2 separate regions of the Homo sapiens genome follow, and region 2 is linked to region 1. The links are chromatin loops, found by intact Hi-C in ENCODE. Cell type or tissue: heart left ventricle. All regions are shown on one strand. Links, peaks and the distances in the headings refer to the core of each region. The heading gives the core; the rest is flanking DNA. Region 1 has its middle 63 kb from the start of MIR2355. Region 2 holds the start of LOC105373851 (a long non-coding RNA gene).

Region 1 (15,566 bases), core at 4,542-12,541:
CATTGTCAAGGGAGGGAGTGTGGTGTCTATGACCCTTCTGTCTCCCTAAGACATCCCTGATGCTATTCACCTGCCAGGATGTCTGAACGCTCTGAACTGTCTATCCCTGTGCTCACCCCCTCATGGTGTCATCTTATGACACTCTGTGTTAACTCCTCCAATGGCAGGAAGTGATTGGGCTGTCACCTGCTGCCTGCCAGCCGGAATGGAGTTGCTTCACATCTCAGCAGCTGGACGGTCCCTAAAACACCTGCCCAGACAAGCAGGCTGCAATGCCTCCTATGTACTCTAGCTTCCTGCAGTTAAAGGAGCCATGTCTAACCATAAGACTGGATGCTTCCACGTCCCACCAAAATGGAGTTTGCCTGTTTTGACCACAAAGCTGCCAAAACATTACAAATAGTGGGGACTAGATGGACACTTGACAATCTCTAGTTAATAATGGCAAACCCATCACTCAATGGTATTGTATTTAATTTACTAAACCATAAGATCAAGCAGAATGGGAAATTCAACATTTGGAAGACTTTATAATATAAAATTTCATTTTGCAACATTCATTCTCTCTAACTGCCTTAATGAGTGGTATTGATATTTAGAAAAAACATCAATAGCAAAATATAAAGTCAAAAAAGTTTAGGTCCCTCCTTTCCCTATGATGACTTTAACTATAAGGTATTACTTAGTTCTACAAAATAAACAGCTGGAAGGGCAACTGAGCTACAGGAACACCTAGTGAGCAAGGCTTGTTATAAACGAAGGTTTGTCAAGTACTAATTATGTTCCTAACTATGCTAAATGCTTCATACACATAGTATAACTGAATCCTCATAATAAACTTGTAAATTAGTTACTAGTCTTTTTTTCTTACAGATAAAGAAACTGAGGCACAAAAGAGGTTAAATAACTTGACCAAGATTCAAAATCTACTGTAGGTGAGATTTTAACCTAGATCAAAGTCCAGACCCCACACACTAAGACACAAAACTCTTCTACACTCTTTCTTCCTTTTTCAGTTGATTTTGTCTCCTACAGCATGACAGTGTCCAACTAAGCACGCTCCTTCTAAACACATTCAGTGACATTTGCTTGTGAGAGCCACAGCCAGCAAACACTACCCTGACTGTCTCCAGCACAATGCAAAGTCACCGTGGCCCGCAGCGAGTTGCTTTTCAATTTCATTAACCTTGGTAGAGGCTGGGATGGGGCAAACACTAGAACTGGTTCTCCCAGCCAGCAGCCAGCTTGGACAGGGGCAGAATGTGATTGGGACCCGCCTTAGCATTAGAGGTGATGGTTCACCTCTAGACGAGATGGGCTCTGAAAAGTGATCCTTGAGGATTTCAAATATGTTGATGAAAATGGGAGTGGTGGAGGAAATGGTGAAAATTTTTAAGAATGTGCAGGCAGGAAATTAGTGGCAAAAGCTACCCTCTACCCGCCCCCCCTCGCCCCCAAATCAGAGAAAATGGCTTTAGGAAGTTATGCCTCAACCCCATTCCTGTTTCCTCCCCGTAAATCTACCCTCTAAGTAGTCCTCAAGGAATTGGAGTGGTTGCTTTCTCTCTGGCAATAACGGGAATTCCCACTACAGGACAATTAGAATACACCCAGAACTGCCAGTAAAATGTTTCAATGACTTGACTTTACTGGTTTTATAAAACAAGTGAAAGAAATCAGAGACAGTCCAAGATCCTCGCCAAGACGTGAAGTCTCTTTATGAAGTAGACTGCAGGGAACCGTGTGGGCTCCGGATCTCTAGTGCTTCCTCCAATGTGCTGCTTTTAACTAATGCCATCTGCACGGGGCCCTGTGGTCTCAGGAACACCAGCTCGTGACACAGACTTGAGATTTAGTCGCCACTTCCCTGAATATTTGTTCTGTGTTTTTGAGAGGATCCACTTGGTTTTTCTGAGCCTCGGTTTCCCCATTTGACACTTTCAGGTGATACTGTGTTTCTACCTGTTTCAGGCATAGGTACAACTTGAGGTCTTAGAGGGCAGCCAAACATTTAGAAATGCGATGGATTTTTCCCCTCCCCACTTTACACTTCTAGGTTGCTGTTTGAAGCCTCAGCATAAATTATTTCTGCTCTTATTGACTCCCTATTGCAAATGGGGGTGTGTGTGAGCGTGAGCACGTGTATTTGTGAATGCGCGTGCCCAGCATATCTGTCTCCTTTTCATTCTTTCTTTGTTCTTTCCCAAGGCTTCTGTGAGAGTAGCAAATAGAATGGAATGTCCTTGTCCAGCCTGCTCCCCCTCCTTAGGAGGAGGGATGGACCACTTCCTACCGCTCCCTTCCTTCATGCCCCCTCCCCCATCCTCATCAGTGCAGTTGATGAAATGAAAGCCGAGGAAGAGTGATTCGATTATTGCCTGACCTTTGCCGGTGCTGGAAAGAGTGTAGATCCACGTGCTTTCCTCCAATCCCCCTTTGGGGCTTTTCTGGACGTGCCCCCATAGGAGCTCTCCTGCGGCTGGGTTAAATCAGCCTCAATGGGCTGAATGTGGTTCAAAACCTAAGCGGACCCTCCCCCCAGCCCCCACCCCCACCCTGCTTTATCCCGCGTGGCGTTCATTACAAACAACAATTACTGACAGTAATCAGCTGTCCAGAATAACAAGGACGTTGTATTTTGCTCAGCTTTAGTGCAAAGGCGCATGAGCAAATCTTATTGTGTTCCAGCACAATAAAATACATCTGAAAATCCCCTTTTAGAATTCTGGAAAACATGACCCATGCTACTACTGCTTGATAACATGTAGGAACAATTCCTCTCTTCATTAGGTTGGATTTTCCTTTTGGGTAGAGCACAAACAGGTGGAGAGAAACCTGATGTTTAAGACAACTGTCACTTTGCCCATAATTTTTTGACAATCCTGGTGCTTGATTGGGAATATTTTACCAGACATCCACTGTTAGATTTCTTGGATTATACACCTTCAGGTGGTGTTGAAATTGTCAATAGTGAAACAAAAGCAGCAATTAAATACGAAGCAAGAGAAGAGAAACGGTGAGAAGTTAATACTCTATTTAAACCACTGGAGGGGTTGGAAAGCCGACTTACGAAAATAGCAGTAACAAAAAAAATCTGAAAAACAAATTCACCACCAAACAGTTTCTACTGCTCCATTTATTTCAACTAGTGTGGTATTAATAGAACGCCTAACAGCAGGGAGTAGGAAAATAAATGTATTCTCACTCACAAGGGAATGACTAAATGACTCACAAATGCAAAAATAAATAAATGGCTCCCTATGAAAATCTGAAACTATATTACCCCAACTGAAGCAACTAAGCTTTTTAACTGTAACCTAACATGTTAAATTCAATCAGTTTTATTTGAGGCCATAGATAGATCGAGCGATCAATCTCCATTATCCTGGGCTTTTTTTCATCTTCATAGTGCTATTTTTCTTCCTATGAGACATTTCAGTTCATTTCCTTGAGCCTTCTTCAGTTTAATGGCTGATTTTCAGACCAAAAAAAAATCCCCTTCCTCTAGAGGGAATGGAGAAAAATAGAGCAATGAAAAAAAAAATTTAAGAAGGGCATGTCTTAATTGTATGTAGTGGAGAGAAGGAGGACACAATGTGAGAAAAAGATAACAGGTAGATACATAATGTGTATTATAGCTGGTTTCAAATGTTATGTTAAATGTTAACAGGTGCTGCCTCCTGACACTATAAAAAGATCAACTTTTTGTCTCCTTTATAATTTGTGAACAGGTAGGCCCCGAGGACCAGAATGAGGTCATGCCAATTAACTCAATCACTCTGATTCCTGCAATCAGAGTGATAATGACATCCTTAGCAACCATCCTATCACTATGGCACCAGCCCACTGCTGTAAAAACCCTCTTCATCTACATTGGTTGTAGGTTGGGTGCCAAAGCTGTGATCCTAAAATACACAGGCTGAGAATTTACATTAAACCTTCCCCACCACCCCATCTCATCCAGGGGCATGACATCTTTCCTCTCTCAAAAGAGGTGCAGTGAGAAAATAAAATTTTCATTGGCTCCAAAAGTTAAGGTTTTGGGCTTTCTCCAAACCTATATAAATCATTAGTTGGCTCTTTGGAATCGCCTTCTATTAAGAGAAGCTAATGAGCTTTATCTTTCAACTTTATCCAGCCTGATTACACTGTACATACCTAGTTTCACATAAAAACTATTCGTTACTGGACTGCTTTTATCAATAGACATTAGTAGTTAACTTCACAGGATGGGAACTGATACTCTGAAGGCAGCAAAACAAAAACCATCAACGACATCTAGGGCTTTCTTCCCCAGAGTACTTTAAATAATGTTAGTTCCCTAGAGATAGATCAAATATATATAACAAACAAAAGGAGAGCAATCAAGAACATATAGTCCAAAAATATCTAAAAAGTATCTTTGGTGGGCACATTTGCATCAATAAGCTTCTCCAGCTTATAGTGTTTCAGACTGAGCCAACTTTCATTATGCTGAGCCTCTCCTATCTGCCCCTCATTATATTGGATACTTTGGGAAATCCATAAAAATCTAAGAAACTTGAGTCTATCCTTATCTTCAAGGAAGCAAAAATCTATTTGGTGAGAGAGACATCTGAATAATCAACAACAACACAGATCTAATAGGAAGATAAGTCTTTATGGTGTAGGGTCTTCATGGCCATCAATTCCTTAAAAGACTCTGACAGTATATCTTAAGAAATAATAAAATAAAAGAGAGAGGAGAAGGAAGAAGGTGGGGAGGAAGAAAAGAAGGAAGGAAGGAGCAACCAGTCTAAGAAGAAACCAGAGACCAAAGATCAACAAAACACACCAGCAGTGTCAAGATAAGGCAGTTGATAGATACCTCAGGGCCTTTGCAGTTGATCCCCTGGAGGGAATCCTCTTTACCCAAATCTTCAAATGACTTATTCATTTTCACACAATATATCACTTACTATGTACTTTTTCATTGTTTATATCCTTCCCTCTCCTCCCCTTCCAACCAGGAACTCTGTCCTAAAATAGTGCTAGCACAAGGTAGGTTCTCAACAAATTTGCTGAATCAATGAACGAATGAATGAATGACTAGGAATAGTTACTTGTGTGGGATGGAAACTGCATATTGGAGGAGAGAGTCTGGTAAGCACAGTGAACAGCACAACTGAAGTTAGGGCTGTGTTCTCAGACAGATTCCCTAAGCACCAATAACAGTGTCGGCAGGCCTAGGACTTCAGAAATGATTTGCAGAGCCCACGTTATCTGTAATGTCAGCAGCTACCATATATTTTTCACTGACGGATATCAATTCTCCCTTTTCCTAATTGATTCCAGTAACATAGATACCCTGAGTGCTGTATACAGCTCACTGATTGCTGGGCAAACATTATTGAAGTGTCAATATTTGCTCTTTTTCCTAGAGCATCATTGTCGAAAAGACTGCAATTCATTTGGGGACATGTCTCTTATATTTAATGCACAGAGAGTGCCGATACAAACTAAATCTTCATTGTATTATTCTTTACCCTCGCTCTGGTCACAGGGATGGCTTCACTCACCAGCCATCGTGGCTGTCCTTAGGCAGCTCCAGATATCTCCCCCACTGGATGCTGCTACTGGCGACCGCTACACAGTATTATTGCCACCTCTTCTGATGAGCCCTGAAAAAGAGAATCTAGAGAGGCTTGGGCTCCTGCTGTCAAGATTCTTAATCCTTCTCTCCTGGACTACCTTAGATATGGCCGTTGGCTTTCCTGTCTGACCACGGGGTCCTCAGCATCTTGGGTTAATCTGAACCAAGTTTTGACCAAAAGTTCCATTGTCATGTGGCTACATTATTTCAAGGATAAACACATATAACAGACATTGGAACATACTCTTCCATTGTGGCAAAACAAGCTCACAGTTCCTTTTTAGGTTTGTTTATTTTTGCCTTAGAGAGAAGGGACTTTGCCTTGGCGGAGTCGGTGACCTAAGGCTAGGTCCCCATTACTCATATGGAGGTGATTTTTCCTACACTCATTTCCAGTTGCAAATAGAGCCATGTTCCAGTGCTTTCTGTCTTCTGGGAAAATTCCTGTAGCTAGCTTCCCTTGGAGCATGTGCCCTGCTGCCTCATTAAATTAGTGTGTGCTATTCTAGCCCTGAGCAGACCTGTTTTCAGAGTTACTTTCCTCCCACTCCCACTGGGCGAGAATTCCAGACTTAGAATCAGAATAGACCAAATCACTGTTATATACATAGGGGTTTTGAAGACATTTTATGACCAGGGTCTTTGTTTCTGATGACCCCAGAAACAGAAGTGTTTTAATTTCTTGATATCTAAGTTGAAGACATTGATAAACTGCTTCATTCCTTCCAGCCATGTTAATGGCAATTGAGGAGCTTCTGAAAACGAGGAAAACCTGTGATGATCCTGAAACTATAATCTGATATGACGTGCTAGGCAGTGATATTTCTGATTAGTCATCACTAGGCCACCTAGACTTTCAGTTTACTTCTAATTGTGTTTCAGATAATGCTATTCCCAGTTAGGCAGATGATCATTGTAATTTCTGGTAATGAAATGGCAAGGGAGCCCATTCTGTACTGGGAAGAGAGCCAGAGCCCAGCACTTTATAAGAAACAAGTGTTACGGTCTAGGACAGAGAAATGAAGCCAAGGTGCTGTTGAACATTTACAGTATGTATCAGATTGATTCTATCTCTCTCATACTCAGGATTGATTTATTTTAAAAAGGACATTCCTCAGCTTGAAAGAAACTCTGCAGAAAGCAAAGACACCACATTTTTTCTCACCCCTTTGTACCGTTTAACATGCCAAAGAATCACTGTTGACCTTCCATGATGGCTAAGCCATTTTCTCTCACCATGGATAATAGTGGTTTGGTCCATAACTTACACAACTGGCATCAATAAATAATAATGGAGCTTTTTGGTGAGTTATTAAAATGATTGTGGATAAGAACTCTCTAGATGAAAAAGGAGAATAGAAGGGAAGAAGAAGAAGGAGGAGGAGGAGGAGGAGAAAGGAGCAGCAGCAGCAGAAGGAGAAGAAGGAAGAAGAAGAAGGAAGAAGAAGAAGAAGAAGAAGAAGAAGAAGAAGAAGAAGAAGAAGAAGAAGAAGAAGAAGAAGAAGGAGAAGGAGAAGGAGAAGGAGAAGGAGAAGGAGAAGGAGAAGGAGGAGGAGGAGGAGGAGGAGAAAAAGAAGAAGAAGAAGAAGAAGAAGAAGAAGAAGAAGAAGAAGAAGAAGAAGAAGAAGAAGAAGAAGAAGAAGAAGAACCAGCAGCAGCTTCCCAAAAGGTATGGGATTGTCAGCACTTCTTTTCATGTTTCTTATCATTTTACACTCAAGTACTTTTATAACAAAATAATCACCTGGCTTTGAACTTCTGGATCTTTACACCTTCCAGCTAAATGCTGAAACCCTGAATCTAAATGGCTCCTCTTGAATATATCAAGTAGTTCTTTATTCAATCTCATAGGCATGAAGAGTTCATTCCCCTTCAAGGTTGAAATCCATCTCTGTTGAGTCTGTACACATTGATGGCTCTGCAATTTGTTCCCTAGGCTTCTTTGTCAACAGGCTTCTGGCTAGGTTCAGTCAATGGGAGGCACCAAAGGGCAGGAGGAGGGGAGAACCCAGCGTAAGTTCTCTCTTTCTTCTTCAGGTCACAGTTCACAGTAGTGATTTTATCTTCTCTATGGTTTAAGCTGCCCTCCCGCAGCCTCTTTCTCTGAGGTTCCAGCTCCTACCAAGTAGTCCCTGATGTCTGGCTTCTGTAACATCACATTTTCCCTGCGATTCTTCAGTCCTAAGGGTGGCAGCAGTTTCCTGCTATTGTTAATCTATGAGTTGCTTCACCATTTCCTGTTTGGTTTCTCATCTCTTCTGTCGCCTGCATAATTAGGTCGTGTATTTAATTCCCTCTGTCTAAAATATTAGAGGAGTTACTGTGTTCCTCATTTGATTCTATCACAGCCCATTCTGTTTGTTTTTGGGAATCTTCTTTGGACACCGTTACAGATGCAGATTAAGCCACCGTTCAGATTTCAGGTCATCTCACTAATAATTAAAATTAATAATAAGGGCAAAACAATAACAGTAGCACTTCTCCCTACTCAACCATAGCTTTTGATGTCCTTACATACAGCCCATGTTATGCTAAGCATGTTACTCACATTAGCTTACCTAATGCTCTCAAAACATTCGAAGTAAGTATTATTATTATCATGCTCATTTTACAGATAAGGAGACTGAGGCTGAGAGAGTTTAAGTAACTTGATCATGGTAAGACAGATAACAAGTGTCAAAACATTGTTTAGGAAGTATGTTCATTTCATGCCCCTAGTTTTTAACCCACTGGTCATACTGGCTCTGAACATTTTGATAACAACCAACTTCATATTGTAAGGCACAGTAACTCCTGAGTGTGATCACCAAGGAGTTCAAGCAATGTGCCTTTCAATAGCGTTGTCCACTCTCTACCTTAACCTTCAGGGGTTACTTCCTCTGCTTAGAGGCATTAAAGTGGATATTTTCCATGTCTTAAGGATACAAGGGAAAAAAGAAATGTCCAGAGTTGAGGACAACTTTTTTTTTTTTTTTTTTTTTTTTTTTTTTGAGACGGAGTCTGGCTCTGTCGCCCAGGCTGGAGTACAGTGGCGCGATCTCGGCTCACTGCAAGCTCCGCCTCCTGGGTTCACGCCATTCTCCTGCCTCAGCCTCCCGAGTACCGAGTAGCTGGGACTACAGGCGCCCGCCACCGCGCCCGGCTAATTTTTTGTATTTTTAGTAGAGACAGGGTTTCACGGTGTTAGCCAGGATGGTCTCGATTTCCTGACCTCGTGATCCGCCCACCTTGGCCTTCCAAAGTGCTGGGATTACACCGCGCCCGGCCGAGAACAACTATTAATGTCTGACAGGGTGCTCGTGAGGGATGAGAAAACCGCCTTGTACCCAGGGAGGACAGGCTGGGCACCTGCGGATGCCTGCAGGCCTCTCATTCTGTGAGCTCCCTGCAGGCCTGGGATGCTGAGAATTGCAGCCTCTGGAGCAGGTGTGCTCAGGCTCTGATCTTTTCTTACCCAAGGGCTAAGAGATAAGCTGCAGAGAAAAATTAATAAGAGTGAAGGAAGGAACCGTCTTAAGAGGAGGAGGGGAGCCTTCCGCAAACAAAGGGAGATTGTCTAGATACGTGCTCCATCCTTTCTGCTGGTTTTTCCCCTCCTTTCTCTCTCCATTTTTCCCCTAAGCTTTGTTTTCAGACTGATTTTCCTACACATTCTTTTCTTAGCCTTTCTCCTTCCATGTCTAAATATGGGGTGGGGGAGGGTCAGAACCAAATTAGCTAAACATTTTACCTTTGGGACTGAGCGATAAAAATAACAGCCCAGTTTCAGCTCTCTGAATCATTTCAATAGTATTGGAAGCATGCAGAGGAGCTCTACAGGAGGCGGAGCTGGGAAGAGAGGGGTTAAGACTCTCGCCATGTATTAGAACTTGATTTATGGCATGGATCAAGTTCATGTTCCTCTCAGGATCTGGTTTTGAGCAAAAAAAATGACAGTTTTCCAAGTACGAAGTCCAAAATGGTCACGCAGTGTATTAACATGCCAACCTGGCCTCCAGGAGATAGGCATAAGCAAGAACCTGCAAGCCCACAGCTTGCTTTGAAGTGTGCAAAACATAGTTGGTCCTTCAGCCCAAGGGTGTCTTCAGAAATGAGAACGGTCAACTTTCTATGATCCAGGGGCAGCTTCCCCAGTTTGTGGTTGATGAAAATCTTTTGATTTTCCCGTTTTCTTTTTCTAGCTACTTGCCTTCTATACTCCTCCCAAAGAGGTGGCAATGGGAAGGAATTAAGAATACTAGCAGATTAGCCAATTCTTGCTTGCATCTAAACAACACTGATACTGTTTGTTTAGCTCCCTTTTTATTTTATTTTGAGTGCACAGAAAGCTATTTTCGAATTTCAAAAAAGCAGGAGATATAGTGAACCTTCCAATTAAATTCACGTTCAGATCTCTGTGTCTAACATGTTTTCAATTTGACTAGGTGAAGGGAAAAAAAGAAAGATATTCTCATTTACCTTCTTGCACAAACTGGTGAATAGTCCGTGTGTGTTAGCCCTTGAGGAGCCACATGCACGCAACATCTTTTCACACCCCAAACCAGCAAATGATGCAATGATTTAACACTGCAATCATAAGAGCTATTAAAAATGAAGTTTTTATGAAAAAGGGGTATTTTCATGTAACTACAATGATGGTGTGACACACAAAAAGCAAAACAAATGCAAACGTAAGTCCTGCAAAAGATAAGTACCTGCTAGTTTAATTATTATTAAAAAGAAAATGAGAAATAGCAGACTGAGAAAATGGAAGTCATGTAAGGATGGTCCGAAAGACAAAGGAAAGGGGAATAAATGATGTCTTAACATTGAGATGTTCACCTCAGCAGCAATTATCACTGGCAAATTCTGCCCTGACAAGGGGAGACACGGGTTGATATAAAAGGGCTTTTTCATTTTTACTTCCTAGAGTTTGTGAATAACTGGCTTCCCAGGTGACAATTACTCTGCTTCCTCCAAACACAATTCCCTACCCCCTTTGACCTCTTGCAGCACAAACACTTCAGAAATAAAAACCCCACTGGGCCCTCTGGTGCTCTTCTTTCTCTGAATTGCAAGTCTGGCCTTGATGGTCTGGATTTTGGAGGATGGAAATAGGAAGAGAAAGGCTGCATTTAAGAGAAAATCTCCTTTTCACAATTGGGTGGCTCTCCAATATCACCTGGAATTAAAATATATTTCCCTGCCACCCTGCTCTGTGAGACTGTCAGTCAAAGACCCAGACAAAGGATCACACGTTTTCTAAATCCACTTCCACCTGCTGGAGTACGTGATTGTCAACATTTGAATGTTCCAGAGGAAAGAAGGAGCTACTGATCGTCAGGAAGGTGCTAGCACGCTTGACTTTAGGATATCCATGGAGGCAACGTAGGGTATCATCATCTTCTTTCACTTAAAAATCTCTCCCCAGGGGTGCCAGAAATCTCACTACGATTTGTCTGTAGCATTGGGGTGAAGCAATGGGCCATATTTCTACTTTGTAACATCCTAAGAAGATATGTTCTCAGAAAGATGGGGCTAAACATTTCTCTTTTCCTAAAGAACTCTTTTTCCCTTTTTCCTCTTTTGAGATTCCTATATCATGGGGGTAGTTGTCATAATCAGTGACAAATACTCTAGCATGAATTAGTTTGTTCAAATTACATTTCTACAAGCACACTTTTATAAAATAACAAACAAAAGTTAGTTTTTGAAGACGCTAGAAATCTATTGGGGGAACGCTGGGCATAACTGCAAAGGTTACGAAAATTATAGGACAGTGCATTCATGACAAATGAATTATATAAATATAAAATTCTGCAGCAGTTTAGAGTAGGGGGAATCATGGAAAGCCTCTAGGAGGAGGCAGGACTTGAACTAGGAAAGATAAAATATAAGTGGAAAAATGTAGTAATCATCCAACGTTTTGTTACAGTCACCATTGGAACACTTTTCTTTGAGGGGATGATATCATCTGCGCTAATACTTTTGAAAAGTTGATCTGGAAGGCACCAGACCTGTTCTGGCTCATGCTACCAGGCTATCTTCCCTGCGTTCTCACAGGTTCCCCAGCCCTCAGCCCTGCCATTTATTCTACAAAGAGCACTAGAGGGGTTTAAAACTCTAATTGGATCCTAATGTGACTCCTCATTGGTTTCAGGAGAAAATTTAAACCTACACACCTAGTTTACAAGCAAGGTCTAGCTTCAACTCTCCCCCTCCCCAACACTGAATTTCAGCCATGTTCTCTCTCCTCCTGGCTTTGAATGGTGATTCCTCCCTCCTTCCCACCACCAACCTAGTTAGCTTGCGTGCATCTTTCCATCTTCATGCTACAGATCATTTCTTCCAGAAACCTAATCTGAACCCCCAGACTAGATCCCTTTCCTTTTTTTTTTTCTTTTGAGATAGAGTCTCTCTCTGTTCCCAGGCTGGAGTGCAGTAGCGCAATCTTGGCTCACTGCAACCTCCACCTCCCAGGTTCAAGTGATTTCCTCCTGTCAGCCTCCCAAGTAGCTGGGATTACAGGCGTGTGCCACCATGCCTGGCTAATTTTTCTATTTTTAGTAGATACAGGGTTTCACCATGTTGGCCAGGCTGGTCTTGAACTCCTGACCTCAGGTGATCCAACCACCTCAGCCTCCCAAGATGCTGGGATTACAGACGTGAGCCACTGTGCCTGGCCCCTAGATCCCTTTCTACTATGTGTCAGCACTGTTCAACCCAGTGAATCTACTGCTGACAAGTGAGTCACAGTCTCTGCTCTTGGTGGAGTTCCCATTCTGGTGGGACAAGACACAGAATCATTAAATAAACATAAATATATATGATAATTTCAGATGATGTTAAGGACTGTAATAAAAATAAAACAGAATGGCAGGCCAGGGAACAATGAACAGTGAAGGGGATGTGTCCTGCTTACATGAAAAAATAGGGAGTTTGGGGCCTTCCCACATGTTCCTCTTGTACCCTGCACTTCCCCATTAGCGGTAATAACAACTTAATGTGATAACAGCCTTTTTTTTTTTTTTTTGAGACAGAGTCTCTCTCTGTCACCCAGGCTGGAGGGCAGTGGCATCATCTCATAGGTTCAAGTGATTCTCCTGCCTCAGCCTCCTGAGTAGCTGGGACCATAGGTGCGTGCCTGCATGCCCAGCTAATTTTTTTGTAGCAGCCATTTTTTTAACTGATTTTCTGTGCAAGATTAAAAATGCAGGGTCAAGGTCTATCCATTTCTTTATTTGCCTCTAGTTGTTAACATGCTGCCCAGAATATAGTGCTTGATAAGTATTGGTGGAATGAATGAGAGATTAGAAGGGAGAAAGACTTGGAATTTAAAGGCCATTATAGTTGTCCAGTTAGAGCTCATGAGGGCCTGGGCTAAGATGGCGTGACATTCAGGATAGAAAACAGAGGCTGGATGTGATGAGTGGTATTGTAGAGGAAATAACAACAGGAGCTGGTGACTAACTGGAAAAGGGAAGGAGATCAGGAGGAGTAAAGGACACCACCTTTTAGTCTTTGGACACAGGTTACAGGGAGAATGAGAGACAGCTAACTACTCATTAAAACCCATCTTCTCTGGGACACACAGTCAGATATTACCCAGCCTCCTTGGCAATTACACCATGTGACCAAGTTCTAGCCAATGAAATGTGAACAAAATGATGTGCGCCACTCCCAGGCCTGGCCTGTGTAAATCTCCACACAGGATTCTCAGTGCCTTTTCTCCTCTTGCCATCTGGATGTCAATGCTTGGGACTTCCTCAGAAGCCATGCACTGAAGATGACAGAAGCTCCCCTCACCCTGATCCCTGAATGGCAGTGAGAGCAGAGCCCACCCTCCCCTCATCCCTGCCCCCTGGAATTACCTTGAGCTATTTCTAGATCAAGAGATGTCTATAGATCAAGAAATGAATGGAAATAGGAAATTTAGGAGAAAAAGATGGTTCGGGTTTGGGCAAACCCAAACCACCCTAAAACGAAATCGAGAACACTGATCAATTTAGTTTTAGGAAGTAGAATGTGAAGTTTCAAAAATATTCAGTTGAAGATGTCTCAAAGGAAGGTGGAAAAGCTAGTTCAGAGTTTAGAACCAGGCTGGGGACATGATGAATAGAGATGAGGTCATTTGTTTAAAATGGGAGGAAGTGAGGTTAACAAGAGGGAGCGGATAGAGGGAACACATGGGCATAATCTCTAAAAATCACTATATTCAAAGATCAGGAAGAGCAGATGCCACAAGGGACAGAGGAGTGGTCTGAGGAAACCAAAATGGTGGACACTGAAGAACCAGAAACTGGCGTCCCAAATCCTGGGGCAAGGCCCAGGAGGAAGGGGGCTTGGGTATGGTCAGGGAATATGACACTGCTGGGGCCGGAAGTGGCCTCAGGGCCAGCGGTGGCATCAGAGCACAGTGGAAATAGAAACCAAATTGTACACTGGTGGCTTGACCCGTATGTGGAAGCCATCATATTGCAGTAGATCATTAAAAGCTACGTCTTGATTACCTAGGGGAAGTCGCAGAGTAAAGAAAAGGCTGTTCTCACCTTGAGGCTGGAGGGTCTTGAGGGTCTTCATTCTACTGAATGAAGCTGTAAGATGGAGAAGGAATAAGGAATGTGAAAGTCTCTGGCAGAGAATTTGGGAAGTAATAGTATGAAAGGCCTGAGTTAGGGATACATCTCTGTCAACAGAGGGACCCTTTCGTAGAAGGTTCTCCTTCATTGAAGGAGAACATAACTGCTTTGACTCCAATAAGGGTAGAGAAAGTGGGAAGGGGTTAAGGTGCCTGGCCTAGGAGCAGATGGCAAAAACCTGGCCCATGAGGACCAGATTCTCCCTGCAGGCTGCATGCTTGCAAGATCTCCCCTCACCCTTTTGTTCTAAGTTTATTTTGAAGCACCTGTTCGCTTTTATCTAGAGTCTTACCTCTCCAGTTTTATGTACTTCTGGTCACCAAATCTTAAGACTATGTTCAGTGTCACTGACTTGGGGCCTGAATGGTGCTTCGGTACCCTAAAAAGAGATGATATATAATTATGGGAAAGTCAATATACTGTCTGAAAGAGTAGAAAAGAAAAACCTGTTTTACACTTGTAACATAATTACTACAGAGCCTGTTCTGGAAAACAGACTGCATCTCTTGAATTGTAAACTCTCAGGGACGTGGACCCCTGGGATAGAAAGGAAAATCTATTTTCTTCCCCTAACATAGAGCCTTAAACATAGTAAGACCTCAGCAAATGTTAGCAGCACTTATTAATATTATTATTAACAATTCTCCCCTGGGGATTATGTAGTCAGCCCAGAAACGTTATTGCAAACATTAGAGCAAAGGGTCTTTGATCATTTACACTGAAGTCCAGAACTTCCATGGCAGGGATACCTGGGAGGGGGATGTGAAGAGGAGGCAGGATGACCATGGGGCCTCGGCTTTCCATTAATAAAGAGGGTAAAATTTATACTTTAATTATTTCACCAAATGAGATGGTATCTTCAGTCTCAGAGATACCCTGACAGGACTGAAAGAAGCCATTCATCACACAACCTTAAACTTGTGTTCCATTTTTGGATCACACTGCCTATGGTTTCCTAAGCATTAATATTGTTCATAAATCTTTTAATTATCTTGTGAGATTAAACTGTATTGCAATCTTATATTCAGTGTTACTAGGTTAAATGTAAACACAGGTTATGGGATTCAAAATGTGCTTACCTATTTAAATGATTTTTTAAGCCCCATTTTGACTTTTCTTCATTTTTCAATTACGTGAAAGTCCTAATACATCAGAAATGAGGTTGCCTGCCCTCTCTTGACAGATGAGAGTTCTGGCTAGAGATTAGCTAGTTTAGTGATTCTTAACCAAAGGAACATGTCTGATTCATCGGTGGAATTTCTGGAAAAACAATGCCCTGCCCACCCCAAGATTCTGATTCAAGAGATCTGGAGTGTAGCTAGGACCTGCATCTATTC
Region 2 (15,566 bases), core at 2,515-10,514, 290 kb after region 1:
ATCTCTCTGGCCTTGAGCTAGTCCTGGCTCTGGGGAAGTAGAGGAATAACAGAAGATGAAAACAGGCAGAAGGGGAGGATCATGTAGAACCCTGTGCGTTATAGTCAGAACTTTAGCTTTTACTCTGAGATGGGAAGTTATTGGAGGGTGTTAGGAGAGGAAATAGCATTATCTAATTTAAGCCCTCAACTTTGGTTGTGGGTTGATAACAGGGTGGAGGAGGGTGAGGGCAGAAGCAGTGAGACAAGTTAAGAAACCATTGCAGTAATTCAGGCAAGAATGATAGTAACTTGGACCAGGTGGCAGTGGGATGGTGAGAAGTAGTTAAACTCCAGACAGATTTTCAAAGTAAAGCTGACACAATTTGCTGTGGGACCAGATGTGGGAAGTGAGAGAAAGGGAGGAGTCAAAGATGACTGAAGTATTTACCTTAAAGTCAAGCCATCTGAAGCCTAACAAAAGGCTGTTGAACTTAGAGTTTACGAGATGCTGGATGGCCTTGGTGAGAGCATTTCCTGGGGAGTGGTAGGGGTGGAAGTAAGATGGGACTAAATTGAGTAATAAATGAAAGATAAGGGAGTAGAAGTAATAAGTATAAACTATGCTGTGTGTACGTGGAGAGGAGACTTGATAGTAGCTAGGATACCCTAGGTTAAGGAAAATGCATATAAATATGTTTAAGATGGGAGAGAATTAAGTATGTTTATGTGCTGAGAACAAGAAAGCAATAGAGAAAGAGTGATTGAAAACACTGAATACAAAGAGCAAACCTCCTGAAGAGATGGGAGTGGGAGTGATGTAGCCCAAAGCACAGGTGGAGGGGCCAGATCTGGACACAGGAGGATTTTGAAGGGAAAGAAGGAAGAAAGGAGGGGTATGGCTGTCAGTGTTTCTGGGGTGGGAAGGGAGAAATTGAGGGAGTTCCTCCCTGACAAGCTATACTTCTTTCTGTGAATTAGAAAGTAATATCATGAGCCAAATGTAAGGTTGTTCAGAGTGAGAATGGTGAAAATTTTTAACATTCTCTTGGAATAAAGAAGCATAGGATATGGGCTGCCATGAGGACCTTGCAAAAGCTGGAGATTGTAAATACGTAGCTGAATCAATTCACATGATTGTTAAGAAACTGACCTACATAGCAGGAAACTGCTTATACAATATACCTCAATCCAATAACACAGTGGGTCTCATCTCTGTTTCTTATGAATTGATAAAACATGATCTACAGGGCCAAAGCCACAGTTTCAACTATTTAAGAAGAATGGTGCCCACACTTTTCCGTTTAAGTTATGTACAGTGCAAAACTACATCAAAGCCTAGTGCTAAAATAGGTTTAGGCCAAATTCAGATTTATTTCATTAAAGAGCTCCAAATCCTTTGCTTCTTTCACACACTGTTTTGAAGAATATATCTGTTTGTTTTCAGTCTTGTCCATTTCAACATCCAGTTTCTCCAGTAGTAAGAGATATCAAACAATCATGAAAATTTTTCATCTCACTTTATTTTATTTTATATTTTGTAAAGGCCTGTATCACTTGGTATTTACCTGAAACTTAAATCTTAAAATTAGACTATTTTATTATTGAAACTTTTCCAGTATGCTTTTAAGATTTCTGCAGTCTCTCCATTTGAGAAAGAGATAATTAAATGTAGTAGAAAACTGCCTTATCATTGCAGTAGTTGTATAATTTATTTTTTTCCATTGGGCAATGTGCTTAGCAACTTGCACATTAAGCCTTCTATTAAGATTATATTAATATCATAAATATGCAAAAAGGAAACCACTCTGAAAGTTCAAAATAATAACAATAACCTTTCCCTCAAGTAAAACCTTTTATCTTGAGATCTCTATGCACTTTCCCAACAAGCCTGAGTATCCTTGCCCAGCCACTTTTGCAAGGAGACAGTTAAAATGCCGCCTTCACTTTATTCACTGACTCCAAATGCTAGTTAGGATCACCGGAAAGCAAAGCAGATGCCTAATGTAATCATGATTTTAATTCTTAACATTTCCTACAGCAGCATTTATAACCTTTAAGAAAACAGGACCTCTAGTCTGTAAAAAGCCCCAAGTGGATGTCTCTTTCTTCTTTGCTTTATTCTTTAGCCATGGCAAGGAAGGGGCAGAAGGTTGTAATTCTGGCAAACTCCCACACATGCAACATGGACTCATATCTCTCACAAAGGACACACATGCACACTGATGCAATCACGTCTAGAAATGAATCAGTGCCCTTGAGACAGGAGCTCGTGACTAATGCTCTCTGAGTAGCGCAGGGGCAGCTTGGCAAACCAACTATATCGGGGCCAGCACAGAACAAAGCACAGGTGAGCAATGAGCTATAGCACAGGGAGAGGGAGGGGCTGATCCATGTGGTTCCAGGGCTTGAAACACATCATCTGAAGGTAATTCCCATGTAATTATAGAGCGCCAAAAAGGGAAACTGAGCTTTGGCCTGGGTCATGCGTGCAAACGCACTGTAGGATCTATGGTGACTTCCTTTACTTTTCTTGGACTCAGTTTCCTTATCTCGAAAAATGAGGAATTGTAGCACAACAGAAAGACTCCTTTCTCCTTCCACACCCTATGAAATACTCAAAGGCATTGCTTCCTGTTCCCTCAACAGAAAAAAAAGAATGTCATAAAAAGAAGTGGCGGGAACTGTTCTCCTAAAAAATATTTTAGATACTCAAAAATGACTGACAAGTTCTCCAGGTTGTTTCAGCACTATTTGTTCTGTTTGAAACACTAAACAAGCAGGAATGGTAGAGAAAAAAAAAGTGTTTCTCTCTTTATCCTAAAGTATAGTCATGCACTGCATAATGCTGTTTAGGTCAATGATAGACCACATGTGATTATAACACCATGTTTTACTGTACCTTCTCTGTGTTTAGATACACAAATACTTACTATTGTGTTACAATTGCCTACAATGTTCAGTACAGTAACATACTGCACAGGTTTGTAACCAGCCCAGGAGCAATTGGCTAGATGACACAGCCTAGGTGTGTTGAAGGCTGTATCACGTAGGTTTGTGTAAATGCATTCTAATGTTCGCACAACGATGAAATCGCCTAATGATGCATTTCTCAGAACGTATTCTCATCATTAGGTGATGTATGACTATAATGTCCATGGAAGACATTTTACCAACACATGTACACTTCTGTGGGTATTTCTCTGACAATGTCTAGTCTCCTAGAAGTGCCTAACGTGGAGTGTGGAGTATCTTTCACCACAGTGCATAATTCTGCCTAGTCACCACTTTCTCTAAGACATTTATCCTCTAAAGCATCTTTTTCCTGGAATCACATCCCAGGGAGTAATTTATTAAAGAAATAACCAAAATCCATAAATTTGTCAGCCTTGTTTCTCTCCTGAAGGAGAGGTAAAAAAGAAAGATAACCTTCCGCAGCTTGGGTCAGCCGGACTTAAATTGAAGGGGTCGTTAAAGCAAATATATGAATGTTTGGGGAAAGGGAGGCAAGGAAGGACCCTTGAGAGAGACGAGTGACTGCTCAGTCTCAAGCAGTGTCTATTACACACAAATATCCCAAGATTTCCCCTTTGCCTTTGACAAACTGGGAGGAGGGAACAGGTTGTCCCAAAAATTGATGTGACTGGAAACCAAATTTTTTCTACTGTGGAGGGTGTCTGCAGTCTTAATTACTCCCTTCAAATGGAAGAACAAAGCTCCCATGGAGGAACTGGAGAGAGCTGAGCTGAACTGAGCTGTAGGTTGATCATATTTCAAGGTTTGCTTGTAATCAATACTACTTTGGTCACCCCCAGACCATTACTGCAGAAGCCTCCTTACCAGTATCAGGATCCTACTTTGCTCTGCAGCCACTTCCTGGAGTTCTTCGAAAACTCTAAAAGAAAACAAAACCCAAACACATCACATCAGAAAGATGAGGCATTGAGAAACTTTATAAGCTTAAGAGGAAGTAGATGCTTGTGTAGGGGAGTTTTTAGATTAGGGAGAAAGAGACAGACATACGAAGAGAGAAAGTCAGTTCTATTTCCAGAGAAAATAAGAAGTTGTTTTGTTGAAGATTAAACCTATTATCAGGGCCGAACCAGATCCACCAATAAAGTAGTACTCTTTATTGCTCCTCAAGTGTTTGGCATAGGTATTTTCCACTTGCAGCTAGCATCTTAACTGTATATCTAAAACTGACATTTGCAAAACCAAACAGGTGAGGGGCCATATTGGCTCTGGAAAAGAATTCACATCCCTAATACACAGAAAATATGATTTATAAAAATCCACTTTTTTTTCATAGAACCATTCAGGAGCACAGCATTGATAGAAAGTGAATATTCCTAGACTCTAACATAAAAAAAAAATCTAGTCAAAATGTATCATACAGTGTTGTTGAAAGAAATTGCACATACATGTAGAAAACAACTTTACATTGAAAAAAATCTTTACTGTTCATGGATTAGGTTTTACCTAAAGCCCTATTACTTGCAGTTGTGCTCATCCCACAGATGTTTACTCATAATCTATCTTGCTCTTTATAAATCAAGTCAACAACTATTACATGTCTTTTATGGACTCCAAATTTCAAGAACTCTGTGAGAGGCATACAAACAACATATATATAACGCACAGCTATCCATGACATGGATTTCAACTGTATCCCCCAATAACCCAGGTTCTTCAGGTCATAAATGGATGGGCTTTATCTTCTAACAATCCACACGATCTGTAGCAGATTTTCCAGATGGTAAGCAATGGAATGACCAACTGTCCAGGTTTTCCCAAGACTGAGGGAGTTCCTTGGTTGTGAACGTTTCAGTACTAAAACCAAGATCTCAGGCAAACCTGGATAAGTTGGTCATCCTAGAGAGTTGAGGGAGAAATGACATCATTCAATTATATCAGTGTAGTAATCACATACTTGTCCTCTGCTTCTTCCTTGTCTTTCTTTCCTTCCCTTCCTATCCCATCTTACTCTCTTAGGATAGCTCTATGGCACAGTGACTAAGAACCAGATTGTGGTTTCCAAATAGATACGGGTCTAAATTCCAGCTTTGCCATGACTTTTTAAAAATCTTGTACAATTGACTTAACTTCTCCAGTCCTGCTTCCTTACTAGTGACACATGAGAAAATGCATATGAAGTACATACCATCATGCCTGACACATACATCATGCTTTATACATGTTAGTCACTATTGTCTCTGGATCATGCCCTTATGGATACTTCCAGCTTCCAGGGTTCTGGTTCTAATGAGACCAATATCAGGGCATGCTATGGATCAACAGGAATTAAACCTTCCCACCGCAGTGCATTTGCAGAGCCCTATGCAAATCAATCCTTTGACGTTTCATTAATGAGAACGCAAAAAGTAGGTACAACTGAAAGCAAGAAGTAGGTATAACTGCAGCAACATCCTGATTACCCAGAATTTTTCCAACTTTTCTCATCCAATCTCTTCAAGCAACCCCCTTGCATTATTGTTCCCATATGCTCGACACCCAAGCACATAGAGACATACGCATCACATAAACACACAGAGGGACACACATACACACAGAGGTTTTTATATGGCTGAGCTGGGAGAAGCCAAGTAAAACACTTTTTCTTTTGTTTCTAGACTATTTAGCAAATACGAGGAAAATGACGTGGCACTGAAGAGGGGACTTAGAGAGACAGGGCCAGTGGGTGGAGGAGGAGAGGACGTGCCGGGAAAAGAATGCAGAAAGGAGATTTTTTTTGGCCACAGAGTTTTTGCTAAAAGCAGCTAGGAAGCCCCACGGCTCCAGTGTGCGTGAACTCCTGGTAATTTCCTTGGGGAATCCCGCCTCAGAGAACCTCTACCCCGAGAATTAGGAGGAAGCTGAGCTAGGTGAGTTTCCAAACGGAGGGGGTGGGTGAGTGACTAAAGGCCTGAAGACCGGCCCAGACGAGTTTCCCAGTGGGCGTCCCCTGGCTGCTCTGACAGCCACAATAGGAACTCAGTCCAGAAGAGGGGAATGCCGAGGCCAGGGACGATTCCTAGTGTTTTCCTTTGTCTCTCAGCTTCCTGTGTTTGAAATGAAGGCATCCGAGGCTCTCTGTGGCCACTCTTGTCTGGGATTCTTTCCTCAAGAGGTGTTCTTGAATTTGTGAGAACTGCCAGGAAATGGCGTGAGTCATGTCTTCTTAGCAGACAATATTCAGCTTTAGAAATTCCCAGAGATATGACTTGTTTATAGGAAAGGAAACAGGGCTATTCTGAGCTGCCAGGGGAAGAGGAAAGCGCTGCTCATTTTTTAAAATATCGTGTTGAAAGGTCATACACGCGGCCAGAGTGCCAGCAAGAGCCCGGTATAGACACTGATGTTAGCAGTTCATTTGCCTACATTTCAGGCGATATTTTTGAGCGTGGCATTTTAAAATGCGAGTTCCATGGCATTGAAATTCCACTCCCAGTCTTAAGCCCAAAGGCATGAGCAGGGTCCAAGGCGGAGTCTTGGTTGGAGGGGTGCGGCTGGGGTGTTGTTAGGCCTGGCTGAGGGGAGGGGAGGAGCATATACAAAGACACCACCTTTCTCTACTTTCTAATTTCACATTTCTTGAGCAGCCAGCTGATTTTTGTTCCCATATTCCATGCTCCTTCCTCTACTGTCTTTTCTTCATAGTGTTAACAACTGCCATGTCCATTGTCCTTACCTTAAAGGATTGTTCAAAGCGGCCAACTTTGGAAAATGTGTCCAAGGAGAGAAACTCGGGGGGATTCCTACTCCTGCAACCCTTGCTTCTGGCATTGGACCACCTTCTTGTGCAAAAAGTTTGGTCCTGAAATGTTTGAACTCGTAAAGGCACCGTTTACACATCTGTCACTGTTAGCAGAGCCAGTCAGCTGACCACAGAGATTGATTTCCAAGGAGAAAATAATCCACTGAGTATTCACTGATACAACAATAATTAGCCAATGTGATAATTTCATAGATACCACATCTGATAAAATCAACACCTTTTCCTAATTACAGAGTAAACATTTCAATAGGAATAGAAGGATGCTCCTTCAATGTGATAAAGATGCTCTTGGCTTAAAGTAAATAAAGATTATAATTAATTGGCAAACATTGAAAATCAGAAACAAACACAAAGAATGTCCTTTAGTATGATTATCACTGTTTCTGGTTTTTGTTTGTTTGTTTTTTGGGGTTTTTTTGAGACAGAGTCTCGCTGTGTCGCCCTGGCTGGAGTGCAGTGGCACAATCTCGGCTCACTGCAACCTCTGTCTTCCAGGCTCAAGCGATTCTCGTGCCTCAGCCTCCCGAGTAGCTGGGACTATCAGCTAGCATCATTATCACTTTAGATTCTCTGGTTAATGCAGTAGGTTATAAACACAAAAGGAATAAATTTTTGTGAACTAAGGTACTAAAGTACATGAAAATCACACAAGTATAAATCTGAAAAAGTCAAAAGAATTAACTAAAAGCTTTCTTTATTTTAAAAAAGAGTCATAAAGTGGCTTGGAATAAGATAAATACCTAAAAAGCAACAGTATTTCTATATACTGGCAGTAAACAGATAGATAATATAAAGCAAAAGAAAAGCTATTCAAATAGCGACAAATATAAAATATTTATAAACTCAATAAGAAATGTATTAAAAGTTTTAAAACCTTGATTGGGGGATATATTTTTAATAATTAAGAGGAAGAGTTATATTTTTATTAGATGGAAAAATTCAACATAAAGATGCCAAGGCTCCTCAAACTTACTGAAATAATTCTGTCTAAAGATCCAACGGGACGTTTCTTGAAGGTCATTAGAATGAACACTGACGAATTGCTAAGCTTAGTGCTTATCTTATTAAAAACATTCAAAACTATAAACAGGAAAACTAGCAAAATGCAAATGTTCTTAGGGATCAGCCTCGTCAGATATCAGAACCTATTGTAAAAACTGAAACTGTGTTTGATGTAAATATAAAAATATAAAGAAAAAGAAAATAATGAAATCCCCTGAAACAGACCCTGTTATATACATATGTGTCACATTTTATAGATGGCCTCATAGTTCACAAAGTTTTCCACTTGCATTATCTTTTATGCTTCAGAATCATGCTAGGAATCAAGTCGTATTATTACCCTCAGTCTTAGTTCTGAAGAAACTGACACTCAGAAGTGGCTTGACCAACATAATAAAACTAAGATAAACCCAGACTTGAACCTAGATTTTCTGACTTCTCTTACCAGGCATCTTTTCACTACATCAATCTCACAATACATTGGAGAATATACTTTTTTTAACCATACTGAAATTAGGGGAAAAAATGTTTCGACCTGCCCTTACACCATGTACTCCTGCTAACAATAAACAAACAAAATCCTGTAGTTGTTTGATGAAACATAGAGATATGACACTGAACTAGGGTCTGTGTCTGTGGTTGTCCCTCACTGAGTCCACTCACAAAGTACGAAGCTACAATGCTTCCTATTCACCTCCTCCCACCCCCACCCCCACCCTATCACCCCCATCCACCCCAGATGAATTACTTATTGTCACTAAGACGTAGCAGTGCCCAAAGTGAAATTGAAACTCTCCAGCAAATTACTGTTAAAAGAAAGTATAGTCAGTCTGTTTCTGGGGAGGGGTTGGATAATTAGAGAGCAACTAATTAGGAGCATACAGTTAAGAGTAAGGACAAACAGAAAGAAGAAAAGGAGTAAGCAACTCATACATAGTGCAGACCCACTATGTGGGAAAACCACTCATCTCTGACATTGTAGCAAAAAAGCAGCTGTCAACAATAAACATAAATGCTAGCCTTAGCTGAATGGGCACAGCTGTGTTCCAATAAAACTTTATTTCCATAACAGGCAGCAGGCAGACTATACATTGATGACTCCTGTACTAAGCAATTTAAGATAGTTTTTCCATTCAATTATCCTAAAAAAAAAACCCCTTTAGATAAGAAATCAGAGGTTACTCAACATGACCACCTGACATTAAGATGGATACAAGTATTTGCCTCAGTAAGTGGCAGAGCTGAAATCTGAACTCAGGTCTTGTGACTCCCAAGCTGGGAAGCTGGAAAGTGTGTAGTCTTCTGATAGGGCAGCCTCCTGTGACTCAGAGGTTTAACTGGATTTTATGGGTGTGAAGTCTCAGCAGGTAGAAGAGGCCTGAACAGGCTGCATCTAATGAACTAGACATGTGTTGCACTGAACCAGGCTGGGAGTACGTGGGTGATCTCTGTTGCAATCATTTAACAAAGTAGGGAGGTATAGACATGCCCATTCACCTCAGACACACCCCTCGCCTCCGAGACATCAAATCCGCTCCTCCTAACACACAGCAGGGTGCAGTTGTGGTCAGAAGTGAGTGGGAGAAGGAGGGTAGGCAGATGGGTGGCTGTTTATGGAAACCAGGAAATCCCAAAAAATAAAGTCATCTAGAGCAATTCAGGCAACTTCTTTGAGTCCAAGCTTTCCTTTCTGTGGAATAGAAATGTCTGTCCTCTTTCTTTTCTTTTTTTTTAGCAAGATGTCAGAATAATACAATAGGAAAAAAAAAAAAAACTCTGTGTAAAGTTCATTGGGCACCTCAGGGATACATGTCATTTGATGACATAGTCTCATTGTCACCTGACGCCCCATGACTTCAGCTGGCTCCAGAGTCTGCATGTAGCTTTCTGTGGGGAACTCTGCCATCTTTACATTTAACACATCTCTGCTGACAGACCAGCACTATTGAGCTGGTGCTTTGACAACCACGTCGACAAGAGACCAGGAGAGATGCCATGTAAAGGTGAAAGGACAGTGACTAAGGGGAGCAAATGAGCTTTTAAACGAGCCTGACACCATCCAGCTAGTTTTCATACTCCCTCCTGTGAAAAATCTTGACATATTGGTACATTGCTATGAGTTATTTATTTATATCGGTGTATAGTGGCCTAATATTATTTGCTCTTGCAGAGTGTTATCTAGGACTACAAACTTATTTTATTTTAAGCTCAATGACATTTCATCAACAGTTAACACAGCGTGAGTAGCTAAAAGTCACTTCAGGACAGTACATGAGGCCTCTCAGATGTTGTTGCTTTATTGCTTGACTGGATAGTTCTCTGGCTTTCTCTACTTTTGATGGTTTCTGTTTTTACCCAGCTTTGTCTGTTTTGAGCTGTATTTTTTCAGTCCATTATTACATATTATATTATTTATTTCACCACAAGATTTATTTATTATCTGCAGTAATGAAAACTAATTTGTTTCATTTGCCCATGTTAGCTATGCCTAAAAGGGAAAACAATTCTCTCTTGGTCATACAGAGAGGGGTAGAATGGAAAGGAGATGGGTACAGTCACTGAGGAGTCTCTAAGAGGATTCCATCCTGGAGAACCCCTGCTCTGGGCTTGGAGAACTGGGCTCAAACAAGGCAGGGTTCATGTCAAACCCCTGGCAAATTCTCTCAATTTGGGACTGAGTCTCTCATGGTGCCTAGACTTTGGTAATGCTTTCTGGAAACTCAGAAACTGTTGGTCCTAATCTCAATTCAGCTATTGACATTCTGGTCTTTTCTATTTAAAGCCACAAAATTGACTGTTTATTTTCTAGTCATAGTTTAATTTTGTTTTGTTTTAAGCTCTCTTAGTTGATTTCTGCCCAATCAATAAGATCAGCCACACATTTAATCTGATTCTGTCATTGAGACAGCTGAACACCCTGGCAATTCTACAGCCTACTCTGGGTAAGTTCAGTCCATATAAACTCAGCCCATTTCCAACACCTCTGTGACAGCTTTCTCATCTGTAATATGAGAAAACACTCACCTAGTTCACAGAATTGTTGGAAGAATTATATAATAAACAAGACTGTACTACATTTTTTAACTGACAACATACATTTTCTTAATAAAAAATAACATTTTTAATAAAACAATAATAATATATGTCTCCAAGAAGACGAACACTAGATTTCTCGGGTGTTCTGTGTGTTGCAGCACTTTGCTGGTGTTGACATGAATTTGTCAATCAGAACAGTTATACTCATTAATAAGAATAAACATTGACTTTTGCAGTTCTGTACTGATTATAATTTAGCCCTCTTTTAAAAAAACTATGAAAGTATTACATATAGAAAAGGGCATAAATGTTACGTGTGATGAAGTTTCATAAAATAAACACACCTGTGAAACCAACACTCAGATGAAGAAACAGAACCCCTACAGCGTCCCAGAACCAGCCCCATGTGCCCCATTCCAGGCATTTTTCCTCTAAAGAAAACTCCTTTCCTGACTTCTAACAATATAGATTAGTTCTACCAGTTTTCATAATTTTTTATACATGGAATTAAAAAATTATGTAGTATTAGTACAGATCTTTCTAAGCTTATTTAAGCTTAGTTCATAAAGAAGATATGGGTTCTAAAGCAGTCTTTCTTTTCTAGGCTGACTTGAGGAAAGAGAGCTGGAGGAGCGGGGTGAGTAGAGGAACCCTATAATTTGTTATCCAAACTGGGACACCTTTGAGAGTGAAAGAAGGTGCTATTCATAATAACAGTGGACAAAAGCCATAAGCAGTGACTGTCCCCAGCAAACCAGGACATGTGGTCACCCTGGTGAGAGGGGATGGTAGAAGATAGCAGGGACACACTGGCAGGAAAAATCTGCCTTTGGGGCCCTAAAATAGAATCCATTCCAGTTGCCCAATATGGATTCAGGACTGGGGGCTGGTAGCACACTTCTCAAAAAGTGTTGTCATTGGTAGAAAACTCAGGTCAATAAATACTTACTGGATCCCTGCTATGCGCAAGGCACTGCAATGGCACCAAGATGGTTTGAGCACTGTCCCTGCCCAAAGTAGCTCACAGTCTGATAGTGGCAATGAGACAAGTTCACAAATAGGTGAACTGTAAGGTGGCTGCCAATGGAAATGTGTGAAGTATTATGTGGATTCCAAATACAGCGTTATTTGGATTACAAGGAACAGGAGATCGTGCCCCCTGGGAGACATGGAAAAAGCAAGCACCATGGGGTAGGTAGCATTCAGCATGGTCTAGAATCTTACTTCAGTGGTCCTCAACTATGCATATTAGAATTAGCTTTTCTAACACCCAATACTCAGGCAGCACCCCAGAACAATTAAATCATAGTCTCTGGGAATAGGGCCCAGGTCTAAATATTTTAAAAGCTCGCCCAGGTAACTCCAGTGAAGAGTGAAGCCTGAGAACCACTATTCTACAAAGATGAGTAGACATTAGCTGGCAGGAAAGATGGGGCAGAGAGGAGGCCATGGAGAGAACAGCTGTGAGTTAGTATATTCCCTCTTTGGTAGGCACACAGAGAAGAGTTGCCCACTGGGAATTAAATATGGAGGAAAAGCAGCAGGGCAAAAATAATTTAACCCCCTTCAGGAAAAAAAAATTAATTAATTATGAAACCATTTGCTAAGGCTGATAACAGGGATGGATGGGGAAAAGATGCACTGAACACCAAGGGAACACAGAGTGGCAATAAATCCATCATAAATCGCACAAGCCATCAGATAACGTCTGTTCCTCACATTAGCATCCCATTAAGCTGCTATTAGTGATAGCAAGGAAACTGAATGAAACCGGCTTCCTGGGTTAGCACTAGCAGCCAGGGAGAGTTAACAAGCTGCAATCCTTCACTGGTACCTTTAAGGACCTGAGGTCCATTTGTAAAGGATGCTTAGAAACCCCAAACCTTGACCTATCACGCTCATGCTGTGGGAGTTTGTGGGGGGGCTGGAATTAATCACAGCAGGGACACAATTTACCGATCAATACCAGCCAATTAGAAGGCTCCCTGCTGCGGAGAGTTCCCTTGGAATGCCAGATGACCTTTGCCCTTGACTTTTTGTGGGGGCAGATGTTTCTTTAGCACAGCTACTGATAAGGATGGTGTTCCGAGGGGCATAGCTCATTTCACATGCCAACCGCTGCCCGGGCATCTTGGGGCTGAACTTTTTGAGCACTTAAGCATGAGCCACCTGCCAATGGAAGGTAAAGAAAGACAGGAATGGAAATTATAGCAATAATTAATTTAAAGCCATTGTGCCACTTTTTCTGTGAACTCAGCCCTGACCTTCAAGAAGCCACTGAAAAGAGCAGAAAATTAGGAAACTCAGTCTTTGCCCAGAGTTCACTATTGTGTTGCTGTCCTGTTCTGCAGCCTCCACTACCTGTCAGAGAGAGGAGATTGTAAGGCCTGGAGAACCACCTAGAGGGAAAAAGCCCAATAGCTACCACTGCTTTCCATGATCTGGCTTGGGGACTCCAGCTAGAGCCTGGGTGGGCCCCAGAAGCCCCATTCTTCCAGGACTTCTAGATAGCTGTTTGCCATTGTTGTTTACAAGTCTTGGCCAGTATTTTTTAAAATCAGTTTTCTGACATCTTTGCCACAGAGGTAATGTGCCCCAGGACACAGAAAAATAAATAAATAAACATTTATTTATTTTAAAATATTTACTTAAAAAATTAATAACTATTAGATAATTCTAGGAAGTGTTCTGAAGTTTACCATTTTTTTTGGTCACTTACTTTTTTAGTCATATTTTAAGGTAAACAATCTATTGTATACAGCCTTTCCTGGAAACTCCAGGACTTCAAGCATTTGACCTCATCCTTCTAGTTGCTTCACCTCCTCTTGCAGATTTCCATCATGGTTTCTTCGGATGCCAGTTTGGAGAATCCTTCTCAACATTTTCCCTCCTAAGTATTCCTCTGCCCCTTTCACCACAGAGAATCATGGTTTTCAAATGAAAAATAAAAACAAGTTTGGGGCTGACTTTAATAAGTACAAGACATGGGGCAAATCATACAGTGATTCCCTCCCTTTCCTTACCCTAAACCACAAACCTTTTTATTTAAGTCAAACCTGATATAAATGGTGATCAAAAATATCACTGAAGTGAAAAACAAACTTTTGGAAGATCAACAAATTTTTGGAAGGAATTGTGAGCAGATAGGAAAGGAACATCATCATCATCACAGATTTTGCCTTGGAAATGTAGACAGTGGGGAAGAGTTTTGCAAACCAATGACACATAAGTGTGTTAGCCTCGAGAATATTTAAATATTTAAATGTGCAACTTGGCAGAAGCCACCATCTTTCTATATCGCCCTGCACACCCACTAGCTCCTTAAGTCACTCTGTGTCCCTCCCCAAATGTGCAACTGTCACCCTGTCCCCTGATCTGAGGAAGGATCCTGCCCAAGTTCTTCACTTACACAGGAGAGGGCAATTGTCCACATTCCTTTCTACTCTAAATGCTTTTCAATCTCTGCTGTGTTGCAGTCTTGCCAAAAATGTTTAGCCTGAATCTTATCACGCAGGGAAAATCCACACAAATCCAGAGTGTGGGACATGGATGTGTGTGTGTGTGCCTGGTGGGGGTAGGGGGAGCACAAAGTGGCAAAATGCTAAAACAATTATTGAATCTAGTAAAGCAGAGCAGGATTCTATAATCATTTCAATTCTTTTATAGGTTCAACATTTTTCAAAATAAAAAGTTGGTAGAATAATAGGAAGCCATGAGGACCAAGAAGCTCACATTTCCAAGGCTTTCTAAGTTTCACCTTGAAGCAAGATACATCATAAAGCATTGTCTAGGTACAACTTGCACTTTCCTGTCCAAGCCTCAGACCCTGTTCTTCATCTGGGCCCACAGAGCAACAGCTTCCACTTTTGTGGCCAAAGAAAAATGCTAACCAGCTTGTAATTGCTGTAAGGAGGTATGTTTGATGGTTTACACAAAAATAATAGACATACTCAAAAAAACTCCAGATTGTAATGTAAAGTGCAAGGTCATATAGAATGTCATTAACAAACTTTCGGTGTGGCACGATGGCTCATGCCTATAATCCCAACACTTTGGGAGGCTGAGGCGGGTGGATCATTTGAGGCCGGGAGTTCGAGATCAGCCTGGCCAACATGGTGAAAGCCTGTCTCTACTACAAATACAAAAACTGGCCCAGCATTGTGGTGCATGCCTGTGGTCCCAGCTACCCAGGAAGCTGAGGCAGGAGAATCACTTGAACCTGAGACGCAGAGGTTGCAGTGAGCTGAGATGGTGCCACTGCACTCCAGCCTGGATAACACAGTGAGACTCCGTCTCAAAAAAAATAACTTTCCATTTTTTAATTTTAAAATTCTTATATTATTGTTACTTTTCAAAAGTTTATTCAAACAAGTAAAAACACACCTCTGCCAGTAAGTGAGAACACAAAGGTGCACCTCTTGCTGATGCAGCACTTGATGTATTGCATTTCATGGCCCATGGATTAACTATGATACTCAAAAAATATGTTTCTACACTGATATTTGACACTGGAAATGAAACAGATTATTAAAAACAGTTTTCAGATTTTCCCGGGCAAGATGGCCGAATAGGAACAGCTCCGGTCTGCAGCTCCCAGCAAGACCAATGCAGAAGGGGGGTGATTTCTGCATTTCCAACTGAGGTACCCGGCTCATCTCACTGGGACTGGTTAGACAGTGGGTGCATCCCACAGAGGGAGCTGAAGCAGGGTGGGTGTTCCGTCACCCAGGAAGTGCAAGGGGTCAGGGAACTCCCTCCCCTAGCCAAGGGAAGCT

Evidence for each region. Peaks named below come from ENCODE experiments on the same cell type or tissue, not always from the same donor. Only the 100,000 strongest peaks of a DNase experiment are listed, where the experiment ranks them.
Region 2: it touches region 1 in a loop (1.8-fold over the local background); 4 of 110 quality-filtered maps call a loop at or near these places.

Annotation. Positions count from the first base shown.
Region 1 is chr2:207,039,218-207,054,783 of GRCh38, forward strand. No RefSeq gene overlaps it. Among named protein-coding and RNA genes, the nearest start is that of MIR2355, 63 kb to the right of the region's middle. In heart left ventricle, for the core only: a CTCF peak has its summit at 7,790; no DNase peak of the experiment used is centred there.
Region 2 is chr2:207,328,823-207,344,388 of GRCh38, forward strand. It overlaps LOC105373851 (a long non-coding RNA gene), which reads left to right and starts at 5,538. Exons shown (of 4, transcript XR_923809.3): 1 at 5,538-5,860; 2 at 11,396-11,428; 3 at 14,458-14,704. RefSeq lists enhancers at 2,084-2,263, 5,441-5,490, 5,751-6,160. In heart left ventricle, for the core only: a CTCF peak has its summit at 5,953; a DNase peak (open chromatin) is centred at 5,919; H3K4me3 peaks cover 1,196 bases; H3K27ac peaks cover 4,041 bases.